Linked DNA regions of Homo sapiens: region 1 is linked to region 2. Evidence: chromatin contacts called from ENCODE Hi-C or POLR2A ChIA-PET data. All regions are on one chromosome and are shown on one strand. Each heading gives the region's core, a stretch centred on a gene start or an enhancer-like site at or near the end of the contact. The rest is flanking DNA. Distances are from core to core; before and after follow the strand shown. Region 1 holds the start of BLTP1 (bridge-like lipid transfer protein family member 1). Region 2 overlaps LOC102724158 (a long non-coding RNA gene).

Region 1 (4,261 bases), core at 166-2,665, 170 kb after region 2:
CTAATGCATAGCTGTAGTTACAGGGTGACTCTTGATCACAGGGATGGAAAGGAAGTAGAGGCAGAAACTTCCAGATTCCCACAGTCCCCTCACACGGTTACAGAAAGGCCATAGTGAACTTCCTTCTCTCCTCTCCCCTCTGCTACAGTGCAACTTAGTTTCAGTTTAGTTTTTGATTTGGGGAACTTGAACCATCTCTAGGTAATTTCTAGTCCAGAGAACTTGTACTTGCACAATGTCCTTCTTGGGCAAAATCCGAAGTTTGGCTGTAGCAAATTTGAATCCTTGTGGTGGTTCCCTTATTACAAAACAAAGATTGACTAGAAATCTTCCAGATGTTGAAAAAGACAACTGAAATTAATTTCTTTGTAGAGGGGCAGAAATAAACTCTAAAGAGTTAATTGACATAAGGCCAGTACCAGTGTCCAGGTAGCAGAAGGAAGTAACTAAGACAGTGCATGCTTTTCTCCTTTTGGTTTTCATCCAGTCCTTCCATAAACCACTTCTGTCTGGGCCTCTATTTCCTTATATGCAATAACAGTTAATTGTTGTACCTCGTGTGTTTTCTGGCATTATCTTAAATTTGGTTTCATATCTGTTCCTTTTGAGGTGAGAGTGGAACAGCCATGTGGAAATATTAAGGTTGTAGTAAGTACCTCAGCTCCGGAAAGAAGTCAGAACTAGAGATTTAGACATTTGGAACTTCAGAGGCAGTATACAGTAATACTTTGGAGCCACATTTCTTGGGTCCAAACCCTGGTTCTCTAGCAAGTTATTTAACCTCTCAGTGTCTTAGTTTTTCAATTTGTGAAATGGAGATAAACGGGGATGAGAATAGCCTCACAGGATTTTGGAAGGATTAGTCAATAAGCCCTGCTAAACACTGTTTACTATTGCTAGTATATAGCGCAGACAAATAAATATCTGCGACATTCCTCTAATTCCAAGAAGTCGTTTGCCTTGGTTCACCCGCTAAATAATATTAAGAGCCTTTCTCTTTAAAAAGAGGAGCAGCAAATTACTTTTCATTAATATCATCAGCATAATAATAGACTTAGTTGAGAGATTCAGCGTGGCAGCACTTCACACAATCGAGCTCTCTTATTGATCATGTCATAACAGCATCTCTATTTCTTAAGGACTCATTTCACGTCATACACCCATCCGATGCTCCTTTTTCGTTAGCCTCCGTCTCCTAAGTGGGCTTATCTGTCTCCTGCTATCAGGAAGGCACTAACTTTTCCTTTGGGTTGTTAGGGTAGCAAAGTGATTTTCAAATTCAGGGTTCTGGCTCCTTCTGCAGCCCAGAGAGGAGGAAACAGGGCGGGACGCCGCCGGATTCCTGGGCAGGGCTTGAGTGGCGCACCTCGAGGCGCCGGCGACGCTGGCGTGTGACGTTGCTGCCTGACGCAGGCGCAGTGCCGCCCGGCCTCGGTTGGGACCCCTCCCCTCCTCCTCCGCCCCCTTGGGTGTCGGTGGCTGCGGCCAGGGTCTGGACCTGGGCGGCGGCCCCGGGCGGCGGGGCTAAAGGGTGTGGGCACCGGCAGAGCTTCGCAGGCTGCATCCGGCTCGGTGCTGCTGCCGTCGCCGCCCCTGCCGCCGCCCAAGGCCCTCGGCGTTCCCCGGAGAGAGGCCAGAGGGATTTCGGGCTGCCTCGGCACTCGCCCAGGTGAGGGGATGGGCCGGGCCAGACGGGGTTGAGGTCGTCAGCCCCTTTTTCCAGTGTCTCTGGAACTCAACCTGGTCGGAGTCTGAGAGCTTTGGCTTAGTAGTGGCTGCCTGCGGCGGCGACTCCTTCATATTCCTTTGCCATCCTTACCTACAGCCCTGGCACCTATAAACCGAGGGTTGGAGGTCAGTGGCAAAGTCTGGAAGGGCCATGGCAGTCGGATGGCTGGGGACTTTGATACAGGAGCAGTTCCTGCGGGTGATGGTAAGGCGCTCCACTTGCTGGTGTGTGGACTCGGCAGGAAGGACCGTGCACCCGCAGGCTCGGACTGCAGCCTTGCCAGCTGCACTGGGTTGTAGTAGACCCCATGCTGCTTAATATAGGGTCGGTTGACCGAGGGCGGGGAAGCCTTGGAACAACCCCCGCTTTCTTCTCTGGGATTGATGTGTTTTGTATTCTGAATTGGTGCTTGCTGCACTGCACTCTAGAAGACTACGTTTCAGCAGAATTTCCTATTGGTCAAAGGAAGGTGAAGAGAAGTTGATTTTTCTTCCGGAGAGTATTAGTTGTTGTCGTTTTTTTTTTTTTTTTTTTTACCTTCCTGTTGGCCTTAGTGTTGACGTTTGTTAAAGGTAAAAGTTCATGTGAATTTCCTTTTTAAGGAAATCATGGGCTTTATAACTGTCTAAGCGCCTGTAAGTTTCAACCGGTTTAGTGGTTTCTGCTTTCACCCTGTGCATAGCAATGAAGTTGTTTTATTCCAAGTTAAATATACAAAGTATAAAAATAGATGAATAACCAGAATACTTTGTAACTATTGAGTGGTACATATAATTATGTGCATATATTATCACATTTAATCATCAAAACAATCCTATAATGTAAAGTCTACTATTCCCATTTTCTAGATGAAAGAACAGAATAGACCTACAAAGTAACATGTTCAAAGTCAGAGCTGTGACTGAAACCAGGTAATCTGACTCGTTTGCAGTCCCTTAGTCAGTATGCCATACCAACTCCCAAGCACCCTGTGATTTTGCAAGATTTTCATTTGATAAAAAGTATGCCAGGAAGGACATTATGGCACTGTTCTTGCCGGCAAGGACCCAACAGTTTGAGAGAAACTTTCTCAATGTGCATTTTGAGTTATGTTTTAAACATAGGATTTGATCTCTAGGACCTTTGATTACCAAACTCATGCTCTTAAGTACAGTGGTTTTGGAGTCTTTGGAAGGCTTCAGTTTGGAAGTTGTAGTTTTATTTTATACTTAGGAGTATTTGTTGTTTGGAAACTTTAAACAAGGAAACGTAATATTGGACTAAAAGAGTTTCGTCCTGTTTGTGCATGATTAAGTAACGAAATCATATAATCAGAAATGGTTATGCTGCTCGTAAAGCCAGAATACCTTGTATAATTAGTTAAAATGCCATACTTTTCAGGTTTGTTAAGATGAAACACTGCAGAAAGGCTATCTGAAGAAAAGTAGAAGGAAAAACAGAACGTTGCAAACTCTGGAAAAAAACTTGGGTAAGTATTTTTGGCTAAGTTTTAAAAAGGTCAAATTTTCGGTTAAAGACTTTTTTTTTTTTTTTTTTTTTTTTTTTTTTTGAGACGGAGTCTCGCTCTGTTGCCCAGGCTGGAGTGCAGTGGTGCGATCTTGGCTCACTGCAAGCTCCACCTCCCGGGTTCACGCCATTCTCCTGCCTCAGCCTCCCAAGTAGCTGGGTCTTCTGACTTTCTGCTTCAGTTGTGGTTTAATCTGCCTATATTGCTAGGGAATGGGGGTGGGGTGGTGGTGATATGTAATGTAACCTGTTAGTCATTTTACTTGACTTTTGAGCTATTGATACCTGATTGACAAATTAAGTCATGTGCTTAGCCTGTGCATTGGCAGGAGAAAGCAGGGAAATCCTTTGCTTAACAGGTGTCAAAATTCTGTTCTCTCTTTTGCTTGCTCTTTAATCTACCTATGTTTGTAAAGTGTTTTAAGAAGAAATTGAGAAAATGGCCGGGCGCGGTGGCTCACGCCTGTAATCCCAGCACTTTGGGAGGCCGAGGCGGGCGGATCACAAGGTCAGGAGATCGAGACCATCCTGGCTAACATGGTGAAACCCCGTGTCTACTAAAAATACAAAAATTTAGCGGACGTGGTGGCGGGTGCCTGTAGTCCCAGCTACTCGGGAGGCTGAGGCAGGAGAATGGCATGAACCCAGGAGGCAGAGCTTGCAGTGAGCTGAGATCGCACCACTGCACTCCAGCCTGGGCGACAGAGCGAGACTCCATCTCAAAAAACAAAAATTGAGAAAATGAAGAAAAGTAGTTGACTTTTGGTTTGTTTTTCATAGAATATTGTGTATGGCTGAACTCAAGTATATTTTTTATGAATTCTACAGAGAATAATGGAAGACATGATCAAAGGTGATTAAGAAGCAGTGTAATTCATTTCATAACTAGCTATTGAGTATCATGTGTCAGACATCCAGGCTTCTGGTAATAGAGCAATGGTCTTCATGGCCCTGGAGAACACTACAGTAGTGCATTTTCTCTTAGAAGGTAACATTTTTTGTGAATTAATATGTTTTCTTTATTTG
Region 2 (3,761 bases), core at 482-2,981:
TACTCCTCTTATTTCTAATACAATACAGTGTTTTTGAACTTTATATAAATGAAATCATACAGTACATATCTTCTTTTGTGTCTGCCTTCTTTTGCTCAATATTATGACTGTAGGATTCTAAAAGCTTTTTAAAAAAATGGGTAATATTGCTGTATCTAAGATTTTAATCAATGTATATGAGAGGTTTTCTATATCACCACTTCAGAAAGAAGGCAGCTATTTTGAGGCACAGATGAAATCCCTCTCTAGTGGTTGTGGTGATAGCCTGCTCAGCATTCTTTTTTGTGATTTCTATCAACCCAATTTTGTTCAGGTGTACACCCCTCTATGGAAAGCCCAAGTGACTCCCAGTGGACGGGTCTGGTTGGTAAGCTTTCTCCCCCTTGTCAGGGATTGGCTCAGGAATGGGAGTCTCCATTTCAGCCACTGAGGAAATGTTGCTGGGGTTCGAGGTATCTTTTTGCCTCCTACTCCAGGAATGCATGCAGAAGCAACCCTGTCACTCTTCTCCTGGATGTGTCATGTGTGGGCAGTAGGTTCAGACACTAAGGCTACTCTGGTCGCCTTTGTCCTTGAGGATGAAGTTGATACAAAGAGGAAGACAGAGCCAAGAATCACAAAGAAATAGGGCTTGCTACTGCATTAAGCCATCCTCGAGCCTGTGCTACCTCTAAGTTTCTAGTTACATCATGTCATCCAGCAAATTTCATTATTGCTTAATGTAGTTTGAGTTTTTTTTTTAAATACAACTAAAGGCACTTTAACTGGTATGTGTCCCAAGGACTCAGATGATTACTTGGAAGGCACATTTAATGGAATTGATGGTGATGTGAAGCTTTGATCTTGGGAAGGGGATGCGAGTCAGACAGTGAGGGATGGAGTGACATGGCATGGAGGGCTCCACCTACAACACAGGCTGAGAAGAAATCCCTCAGGAGTGAGCTATTTGCACACTGCTCACAATGCCTTGGGTTGTCAAGGCTCCATGGGTATGCTACAGACTTGAGGAACCTTTTAAGTGAAGAACGGCAACATTGTGAGTGGTGGGGATGAGGGCAGCTGCCTGTGCCAGCAGGTAGAGAAGCTTCTCCTTTCCCCCTCCCATGGAGGAAAGGACGGCCAGTGCAACAGCAGTGGTAACCCTACATGGCCCAAGGGTGTTTCTTCAGAGCACAAGGAGTGCCCTGGATGGCAAGTTGCCAGATTTTGGTAGTAGACGTGCAGGAAGACAAGGTTCTCAAGTGCTGGACACGAGGCGAAGCACAGGCATGTCAGATCCCCAGTGTTTTCCCAACACTATAGTGTGAAAATGAGAGTGATAAAAGTGGTAGGAAAGGGCCCCTCGGTGGATGGAGCTAGCTTCTCTCTCTCTCTCTCCTTCTCTCTCTCTCTCCCTCTCTCAATCTCTCTCTCTCTCTCTCTCTCTCTCCTCCTGGAGATAAGAGTAATTATATTGTCCACTAGGACTGAGAAAGCATGCCTGAGGGCGCTGGAGTTACCATGGAGAGAGGACTCTCCAGTGAGAAGGCCGTTCTGCATTTATGTGATGTAGAGCTCAGAGTGATTCAAGCTGAATTTACAGAGAAAATAGTTCTTTCTGCCACCCAAGCTGGGGAAGTGGGATAGACCAGTTCTGTTGGCACACAGGATATGAGAGAGACTGTGGATGAAGGTGGCATCTGATTTGAATTGTGAGAGAAAGATAGAATTTATACTTGCAGTGGGGAGGATGTTTTCATTAAAGGGAACTGAAAGTGCAAAGGCAGAGGGGCAGGAAGTGCAGAGTGGCTATTCAGGGTATGTGAGAATGAGAGGGGTGAGGACATTTGGAAAGAGACATGTCTAGGTGGAAAAGAGTTGTGAATGCCTCTGAAGAGGTTCGAATCTTACACTATAGGTAAAGGTGAACAATTAAAGGATTTTACCATGTCAATGATATGATTTAAATTGGCCTCAAGATGATTAAAATCAGGATGGACTAGAATAGAGAAAGATAGCGAGTGGGGAGACCAAGTTAGAGCCCACAGCAATAGAACACAGGAAAGGAAGTGGGGGCCTGAATTAGGGTTGTGGTGATAGACTATAGAGAATTTCTGGAGGTGAACTTGACAAGAGTTGATAACTGATCGGATGTGAATATGGCATGATTAACAGAAACTGCATCATTGTCACAAAATCTAGTCCCAGAGGTTGATAATTTTTTCACATCATGTTACATTTTCCACTTAACCATCTTTCTGGTGAAATGATTCCCAACTTGCAGACTATTTTGGGAGTACATTGTAGCAAAATGAAACACACACACAAAAAAGTGATAAGTGTTACATGTAAAAAGAATTTGCCTGGAACAGACTCCTTTCTCTCATGGGGTTAACAGTAGTACTGCTTTTGATGAAGTGCATTGTGCATCCCAGTGATGGTAATAGAAAGAGAAGAATTTTGGGGGCCCCTTGCACCTTCATGGCCCTCTCAACTCACTATCAGAACCTACCAGAAGTGAGTCAGAGCCAAGAACTGAAGAAATATTTTTTACAGTTTTTCAGAATTTGTTTTTTTGACTGGAGTGCATTCATTTTCTAAGCAAGAAAACTGTGCCTGGAACTTGACTCCAAAACATAATTCCCTTTATTAGTAAAGAGATGGAATTGTGAATGTGTTCCTTAAGGAATGGATGCCAAAAGCTTTCTTGATGATAAAAAGGTAACAATACCCCTTAAAGTAGTGTTTTTAAATGAATAACTTCATTATCTTCTCTTCCAGAGGGAAGACCGTAGAAGCTTTATCATAGGGCCTAGTGTCATGATCATATATTTACTCCATAAATACCTGTGAGGTAAGTATCAGGAACAGATTCTAAGTAAAAGACCTTAGATGGGAAAACTCCCAAGCAGTGATATAATATTAAAGCTGTTGTTGTAGGAGAACTGTCTTATTCTTGGTTAGTTGGAAAATAAACAGATCTTCAGAGAAAAAAGTAGAGGGAAGGGTGTCTACTCCTGAGGGCTGTTTGGTTCACTCATTTAATATTTGACTCAAGAGTTGGGCATAAAATTAGAGGGAAATCTCAGTTCCAGAGATTCTAAGCAGATTTTAAATTACTCATCCCCTTCCATGTTGTTGGCTTTGAGAATATCACTGACGACTATGGAGGGATCCTCAAGGTCCACAACTTCTTTCTCAGGGAAAGGCTAGCAATGACTTCTTAATTTTGACCTTGGCTGTTTAACAGATCTTTTGTTGTTGTTTGTTTGTTTGAGACAGGGTTTCTCTCTGTCACCCAGGCTGGAGTGCAGTGGTGCAATCTCAGTTCACTGTAACCCCCACCTCCCAGGTTCAAGCAATTCTCCCACCTCAGTCTCCTGAGTAGCTGGGACTACAGGCAGGTGCCACCATGCTTGGCTATTTTTTTGTACTTTTGGTGGAAACAGGGTTTTGCCATGTTGCTCAGGCTGGTCTCAAACTCCTGGGCTCAAGCAATCCTCCCATCCCATCCTCCCAAAGTGCTGGGATCACAGACGTGAACCACAGTGATCATTTATTTTCCCAGATTTACATTGCTTTGTGTAATCCAACCTAGAGGTCCAGTTTTTGTGGCACATAGTAATTAGAATGACTAGTTAATCCTCGAAGGATAATCTGGAATATTTGCATTATATTTTACTGCATAGCAAATCCTGCACAGCCCCACTAAAGGAAAGGGGGCATTTAATACAGAGCAAGTAGTAATATATAATAAAAATGAAAAGCATTTAGTAGCAATG

The links. Hi-C counts contacts between places; a loop is a spot of excess contacts on that map. ChIA-PET counts read pairs that join two places held with the same protein, here RNA polymerase II (POLR2A). Pooled maps may share reads with other maps.
Region 1: a map of B cell shows a loop between it and region 2 (2.8-fold over the local background). The contact joins the promoter of BLTP1 here to the enhancer-like site in region 2. A Hi-C loop is called at or near these places in 1 of 168 maps with a recorded cell type or tissue (B cell), 3 of 37 single-sample maps with no recorded cell type and 4 of 50 pooled maps. POLR2A ChIA-PET finds 5 or more read pairs at or near these places in 2 of 52 experiments (Caco-2 and IMR-90).

What each region holds. Positions count from the first base shown.
Region 1 is chr4:122,150,916-122,155,176 of GRCh38, forward strand. It overlaps BLTP1 (bridge-like lipid transfer protein family member 1), which reads left to right and starts at 1,416. Exons shown (of 88, transcript NM_001384125.1): 1 at 1,416-1,669; 2 at 3,110-3,197. RefSeq lists an enhancer at 707-1,508 and silencers at 1,331-1,520, 1,591-1,670.
Region 2 is chr4:121,976,265-121,980,025 of GRCh38, forward strand. It overlaps LOC102724158 (a long non-coding RNA gene), which reads left to right. Exons shown (of 3, transcript XR_427598.4): 2 at 2,761-2,833. Among named protein-coding and RNA genes, the nearest start is that of TRPC3, 26 kb to the left of the region's middle. RefSeq lists an enhancer at 1,898-1,947. Within about 2 kb of position 1,732, at least 3 of the 41 ENCODE cell types and tissues checked have a DNase peak (open chromatin) inside an H3K27ac peak, as active enhancers do.